Linked DNA regions of Homo sapiens: region 1 is linked to region 2. Evidence: chromatin contacts called from ENCODE Hi-C or POLR2A ChIA-PET data. All regions are on one chromosome and are shown on one strand. Each heading gives the region's core, a stretch centred on a gene start or an enhancer-like site at or near the end of the contact. The rest is flanking DNA. Distances are from core to core; before and after follow the strand shown. Region 1 holds the start of BCO2 (beta-carotene oxygenase 2). Region 2 overlaps DLAT (dihydrolipoamide S-acetyltransferase).

Region 1 (3,891 bases), core at 259-2,758, 120 kb before region 2:
TATACTCTATTGCATGCTACTGGTAATCTGCTACATGCTCTTCAAAGTTTCCATAGAATTTGACATTAACACTTTCTTAAACTCCTTTCTATTCGTAGCTTCTGAGACATTGTCCTATTCTAACTTTCCTGCTGCCCTATAACTACTCTCTGCATTCTGCTAGTTTTATTACTTATTAGCTGACAACCTTGGGCAAGTTACTTAATGTCTCTGAGCCTCAGGTTTTTCCATGATAAAATGGAAATAAAAGGAGGTTAATACTTCCTGTTTATGTCTGTTGTCATAATCAAATATAAAGATAGTGGATGCTTTCCAAATGTTAATTCCCTTTATGGGCTCCTTATCCCCCTTACCACTTCATGAATGTTCCTAAGGTCCTACCTTGGATCTTTAATCTCAGCACTCTCCCTTGGCAATCTCATCTAGTCTCTTAATTTCATCAATTACTTCTTGCAGGTGACTTTCAACATGTCAAAATAGAATGTTTAATTCCCCCCCCCCCGCCAATCAATTTTCTTCATCTAGGATATTTCCCAACTCCTTCAGATGAAATTTACTCACCTAACTCATCCTTCAAGATCCAGTTGCCATGTCATTTGCTTTATAAACACAGCATTCCCCTTACCTACAGCAAGAACTGATTCTCCTTAGTCTGAACTCACAGCATCTGTTTATAGCTCTCATATGGACCTTATCTTATCTGTCTTGTATGATAAATGATACTACCAGTACTCCTTGAGTACAGGGTCTGGTGTTTGTCTCCTCTCTCCTTCCAGTACGTAATACATTCCCTTGCATACTGCAAACATTAAATTACTACATTAAGTAATTTTAAAATTTATAGTGCATATTAGTATGATTTCTGAAAGCTCTAGATCAGCCAATTTCTATACATAAAATCATGTAACAATGGTAACTATAATAGAAGGCTATAAAACATAAATGAGTTTTAAGGCAGTCCCCGCAAAATGCAAATAGAGAAACCAAACAATTACATTAGAACGTGTGGCAGTGATTTTTCAATTTAGAAAAGCCTAAATATTGAATATTCTTCTTATTGCAAATCCCAAAGAATACCAAGTCCCTGAATCCTGCCTTAAATATTGCATAAAATATACAAATGTGAAGGCTGTTTCCCTGACCATGAGGAAACAATCCTAACTCAGCCTTCTTTAACTTCCAGGACTCTGCGGAATTGCTATCTCATCTGAGCCACACAGGACACAAAGCTTCAGAAGCTCCCAGCAACCTTCAGGAAAGAGGCACAGAATTCTAAGCGCAGACTGGCAAGAAGAGGAGGATGAGGAAGAGAAAGGGGCAAACCCTCTACCTGGGAGCCGGTGCACCATCACAGGAAGGAAATCCACTGCAGTGGCAGAATGACTCCTGATAAAATGGAGAAAGACTCGAAAAAACATTTTTGTATTGAGCAGATCCAGTGATTTCCAAATCCTCTCACACTGGCAGTTTTGAGTACTACTAAACAGTGAACACGCACAGAACTGCCTGGACTGTCCCTCCCTCACTGACAGGTCAAAGAGAGGACGCAGCTTAAGGGGCGGGGCTTATTTCCATGACAACCGTCCAAACACCCTAGCTATAATACGCAGCTGTTTGAAATATTAAAATTAGACCACCAATAGTGGTCTCCCCCGCCCTAAACTTTTCTTTTTCAAACCTGTTCTCACACTACAGTTAAGTCCGTTTATCCTGATGCACAGCATCAATTTTTTTATGCCACTCCTCTTCTGGAAGATTCCGACACAGAATAAAGTCCGAATTTAGACTGCCACTAGAGGACGCTACAATCTGGCAACAATTTACCTTTCATCCTTTTTCTCTGCCTTTAAATCACTTCATCCTTCCTTTTCTTTTCTATTCATTAATTTTACAGAACATTTTCTGACAATCTAGCATGAGTGAAAGTATGCCCTTAAAATGTATATGACTTTATTAACATTTTTAGCACCAATGTAGCAAATACTGTGCTACAAAGTAAGAATACCAAGAAACAAGATTGTCCCTGCTCTCCAGTTTAGACCATACACTATTCCCCTTCATGAATTATCATCCCAGCAAAGTGACTAACATACCATGATACGTTTGTTCTTCTGTGCCACTGAAGAAACTTTTCCCCTGCCTGAAATATCCCCTTTCCTTTTCAAAAATCCAATTTAAAATCTACCTCTCTGACTCCCTTACCAAAAGGTCTTCTAGTAACTCCCACAGCACTGCCACAGAGTTGCTTTTAACATTAACATATCATGTTTTCCTAGCAAAATTGTATTTCAAGAAAGAAGTGGTTAAAATTGTCAGAAGGGAGTGTCTTAATACATATAGCAGAGTACGAAGATAGTTCGGTATATATTTTGATTAGTAATCAATGAAAAATAACTTATAAATTTGTGATATTTTATTGAAATAGTAAAGAGTAACATTAGAAGTGTAAATTAAAGGGCAATAGTATTCCTGCAATAGCATTTCTCCAGTTGTGAGATAATAATAATTATTATTATTTTCTGAGACAGAGTCTCACTCTGTCACCCAGGCTGGAGTAGAGTGGCACAATCTCGGTTCACTGCAACCTCTGTGTCCCGGGTTCAAGTGATTCTCCTATCTCAGCCTCCTGAGTAGCTGGGACTACAGGTGTACGCCACCATACCCAGCTACTTTTTTTAATTTTTATTAGAGACAGGGTTTTGCCACGTTGGCCAGGCTGGTCTCGAACTCTTGACCTCAAGTGATCTGCCTGCCTCAGCCTTTCAAACTGCTGGGATTACAGGTGTGAGCCACCATGCCTGGCCAAGATAATTACTCTTGTCTACGTGGATGGTACCAAAGCCATCCAAATTTGATTTAAAAAATAAGCCTTCGACACCCAAGAATGATCAATAAAAAAATAAATAAATAAGCCTTCATGATTAGGCTTTCAGGCACCTTTATACTACAAGGTATAACAATTCTGAACAGTGCTGAACAGTAAACACATTGTGACTTAAAATCAGTTCTCCAGTCTTAATCATATCAAATGAAATGATCAAATCAATTTACTGAACCTGCAAAGGGAAGAACTAGATGTTAAACAATGGTGATACCATCAGGATATAACAAGTATATTATGAAATCTAGTCTCAAACAATCTGTTGGCCTTATTTTTCATATTAGTAATAAATGCTTAGAAAAAGAACATTTCTTAATGATGGTAGGTCGAAATCCAGATGACATGTCGTATTAACTCACAAATCTTCTTGTTGTATTTAGTTTTAAAAAATTTCCTTTTGGCCGGGCGAGTGGCTCATGCCTGTAATCTCAGCATTTTGGGAGGCTGAGGTGGGTGGGTCACCTGAGGTCAGGAGTTCGAGACCAGCCTGGCCAACATGGCAAAACCCCGTCTCTACTAAAAATACAAAAATTAGCCGGGTGTGGTGGCAGGCGCCTGTAATCCCAGCTACTCAGGAGGCCGAGGCAGGAGAATCACTTGAACCCAAGAGGCAAAGGTTGTAGTGAGCCAAGATCGCACCACTGCACTTCAGCCTAGGTAACAGAGCAAGATTCTGTCTCAAAAAAAAAAAGCAAAGGAAAGAAAGAAAAAATTGAAAAAATTTCCTTTCCTTCTTTTTTTAGAGAGAGTGTCACTCTGTCACCCAGGCTAGAGTGCAGTGATGCAATCATAGCTCACGGCAGCTTCGGATTCCTGGGCTCAAGCCATCCTCCCACTTCAGTCTCTCAAGTAGCTAGGATTAGAAATGGGAGCCACTGCAAGTGGCAAAAAAGAAAAAAATTCATTTCTAATAATTACTTTGTTGACCTCCAACCTATTCTGTGCCACCACCTCTATCAACCCAATAATTTTTTCCACTTAACCAATTTTCTTTAGCAAGTATTATTTTA
Region 2 (3,553 bases), core at 557-3,056:
CTATTAAGACCCTTCAACAAGATTTAATGAGCTTCCAGTTGCTGAACTGTGGAAGTGCTGGAAGGGTGGTATGCCCAGAAAGGACATGGAAGCTCTGCACCACCCCACCTCAAACCTCGCCCTAGCCATCTCTTCATCTGGTGTTCATCCATATCCTTTGTAATATCCTTTATAATAAACATAAAGTGTTTCCCCAAGTTCTGTGAATTGTCCTAGCAAGTTAATCAAACCCAAGGAAGAGGTCACAGCAACAAGTTTGTAGCCAGTCAGTTACAAGTATGAGTGGCCTACACTTTTGACTGGCATCTGAAGTGAGGGCAGTCTTGTAGGACTGAGCCCTCAATCTTTGGGATCTGACACTATCTACAGGTAGACAGCACCAGAATTGAATTGAATTGAATTAGAGGAAATCACTGCAGAATTAATTGTTTGGTTGGTGTGTGGGGAAACCCTCCCCACCCCTGCCTCTACTCATCTGGTCACAGAAGCGGTGCTGTGACTGTGTGACAGCAAAGTACAAAGGAAAAAAGTTTGTTTTTTTCCTTTCAGAATAAGAATAACATAGAAGCATCTACACAGCAAGAAACGAATAGGCTTAGGAGTCAGAATCTTGGTTCTAATCACAGTCCTAACACTAATTTATTAACTCAGGGCAAGTTACTTAACTCACGGAGTCTGTTTCTTTATCTAGAAATGGAAGTGAAAGCACTTAAATCATAAGATAGTCATGAGAATTGAATGAGATAAAAGAGACACACTGAGTACCATACTACTCTATACCATTGTATTATTAACAATTACTGTTCTAATTTTGCCCGTAAAGTTCAGGAGAATGAAAATCATCTGTTTAACCCTGCTTTGTGACAGTCATTATCAACTTAATTACACATATTTGTTCACTAATCTCCCTTTGCTGAACTCATACAAAGAATCTATAGCCTTTACTAGCTAAATCCAGCAATATCGCAGGCTGGACACTGTGGCTCACACCTGAAATCCCAGAACTTTGGGAGGCCGAGGCTGTAGAATTGCTTGAGCCCAAGAGTTCAAGACCAGCCTGGACAACAGAGCAAGACCCTATCTCTTTAAAAAATAAATCAACAACAACAACAAAAACAAAAACAAAAACAAGGTTGAAAATTGGGGCCAGTAAGAAAAAAAAGTAAAAAGCAGTAACTCATAAACATTTTTGTGTTGTTTTCAAGTTGTTTGACCTATGTAAGTCATCTGCCTCTCTGTATTCCATTTCTCCTTATCCCCTCAACTCCACTCACACATTAAATAATACAAGAAAACTACCGATGGATATATATCTTCCCCAGTTATACTTACTGTCTTATAACTGTGTCCATCCAAGAAGAATTTGCTTCGGGAACTTTTAAACATGCCAAAGCTGAAGCTTTTATGATGAAGTCATTGACAGAAATTTTGCTTCTCCCTTCTAATATCTGGAAAGACAAGAAGAACTGTAGTTTCTTCTTTTTTAATTTTAATTTTAATTTTAAGTTTCAGGGTGCATGTGCAGAATGTCCAGGTTTATTATATAGGTAAACATGTGCCATGGTGGTTTGCTGCACCTGTCAACCCATCACCCAGGTATTAGGCCTCACATGCATCAGCTATTTTTCCTAATGCTTTCCCTCCCCGGACAACTGTAGTTTCTAAATTCTCTCACCAAAGAGTAAAACTGTATAATCGTGAGAAAAGGAGGAAGAGAAAGAGAATATACAAATATCCTGAGGTGGAAAGAAAGAAATGAAACCAAACATTGGTTCTTTCATCTTTTTAAATGCGGACTCTTACAGCTGTTTCCTGCTAAGCACTGCTTTAGCATAATCCCATAAGTTACAGTATGTTATGTCATCATTTTCATTCATCTCAACAATAACAAAATTTGGTTCTTTGAAAAGATCAATCAAATGACAACCACAATGATAAATGTTTAGTTAGACTGACCAAGAAGAGGAGAGAAGACTAGAATTTCTAAAATTAGGAGTGAAATAGGGGACATTACTATCTACCTTACAGAAGTAAAAAGAATTATAGGGAATACTATGAACAACCATACAGACACAAGCTACCAAAACTGAACCAAGGAGAAACAAAAACTCTGAATAGACCTATAACTAACAAAGAGATTGAACTGGTAATTTAAAAACTACCCATGTAGAAAAGCTTAGACCCAAATGGCTTCGTCAGTATTCTACCAAATATTAAAGAAGAATTAATATCAATTCCTCACAAATTCTTTCAAAGAAAAATCAAAGAAGAGCAAGAAACACTTCCCCACACATTCTGTAAGGCCGGGATTAGCCTGATACCAAAACCAAAGACGACATTAGAAGAAAAAAAAAAAAAAGTACACACTAATATCTTATGAATATAGATGTAAAAATCTTCAACAAAACGCTAGCAAATAAAATCCAGCAATATATAAAAAGGATCATTCACCATGATCAAATCTGATTTATCCCAAGAATGCAAATTTCCATTAACATCTGAAAATCCATTAATGTAATAATGTCCTAACAGAATACAGGACAAAAAACACATAATCATCTCAACAGACACAGAAAGAGCATTTGATAAAATTCAATACCCCTTTTCATGATCAAAACACTCTTACTAACTGGGAACAGGAGGGAACTTGCTCAACCTGATCTATGGAAACCTCACAACTATTTAATGACCAAAGACTTATTCTCCCAAAGATCGAGAACAAGACAAGATGTTCACTTCTGCTACACCTATTCAACATTGCCTAGAGGCGCCAGCCAGAGCAATTAGGCAAGAAAGGAAATAAAAGGCATACAGGTCAAAATGAAAAAAGTAAAATTATCTCTATTTGCAGATAACATTATCTTGTTTACAGAAAAACCTAAGAAATACACTAAAAAACTGTAAGAACTAATAAATGACTTCAGCAAGTTTGCAGGATACAAGGTCAATATAGATCCCATTTCAGCAGGTATATGAAAAAAAAGATCAATATAGAAAAATGAATTGTTATCTCAATTGATTGCTCAGAGTCCATTATAAATCTAACTTCTTTTCTACTCTTCCGCCCTTCTCACTAGTATACCTGACTAGTCTTAAAAAAAAAAAAAAATCAATCATACCTTTATATAGTAGCAATGAACAATCTGAAAATGAAATCTAGAAAACAATTCCACTTAGAGTAGTATCAAAAAGAATAAAATACCTAGAAATAAGTTTAACAAATGCAAATTTAGAGTGCAAAACTTACACTCTGAAAAACTATAAAAAAACTGTTGAAAGAGACTGAAGAACACCTAACTAATACAGGGGCATCTACATGTTCATGGATGAAAAGACTATATTCTTCGGATGGCAACACTTGCCAAACTGATCAGCAGATACATCCAATCAATCCTTATCAAAATGTCAACTGGCTTCAATGCAGAAATTTACAAGCTAATCCTAAAATTCACTTAGAATTGCAAGGGACTCAGACAAAACAATCTTGATTCTGGCTAACACGGTGAAACCCCGTCTCTACTAAAAATACAAAAAATTAGCCGGGCATGGTGGT

Evidence for each region. Hi-C counts contacts between places; a loop is a spot of excess contacts on that map. ChIA-PET counts read pairs that join two places held with the same protein, here RNA polymerase II (POLR2A). Pooled maps may share reads with other maps.
Region 1: a loop to region 2 is called in a pooled map, with 2.0 times the contacts of the local background. The contact joins the promoter of BCO2 here to the enhancer-like site in region 2. A Hi-C loop is called at or near these places in 2 of 50 pooled maps. POLR2A ChIA-PET finds 5 or more read pairs at or near these places in 2 of 52 experiments (A673 and activated T-cell).

Annotation. Positions count from the first base shown.
Region 1 is chr11:112,173,129-112,177,019 of GRCh38, reverse strand. It overlaps BCO2 (beta-carotene oxygenase 2), which reads right to left and starts at 1,508. Exons shown (of 12, transcript NM_031938.7): 1 at 1,331-1,508. The coding sequence starts at 1,418.
Region 2 is chr11:112,049,129-112,052,681 of GRCh38, reverse strand. DLAT (dihydrolipoamide S-acetyltransferase) reads right to left here. Exons shown (of 14, transcript NM_001931.5): 11 at 1,333-1,448. It also overlaps a transcript of PIH1D2 not described here. Among named protein-coding and RNA genes, the nearest start is that of PIH1D2, 23 kb to the left of the region's middle. Within about 2 kb of position 1,806, at least 4 of the 41 ENCODE cell types and tissues checked have a DNase peak (open chromatin) inside an H3K27ac peak, as active enhancers do; they include A673, where a contact is called at or near this core.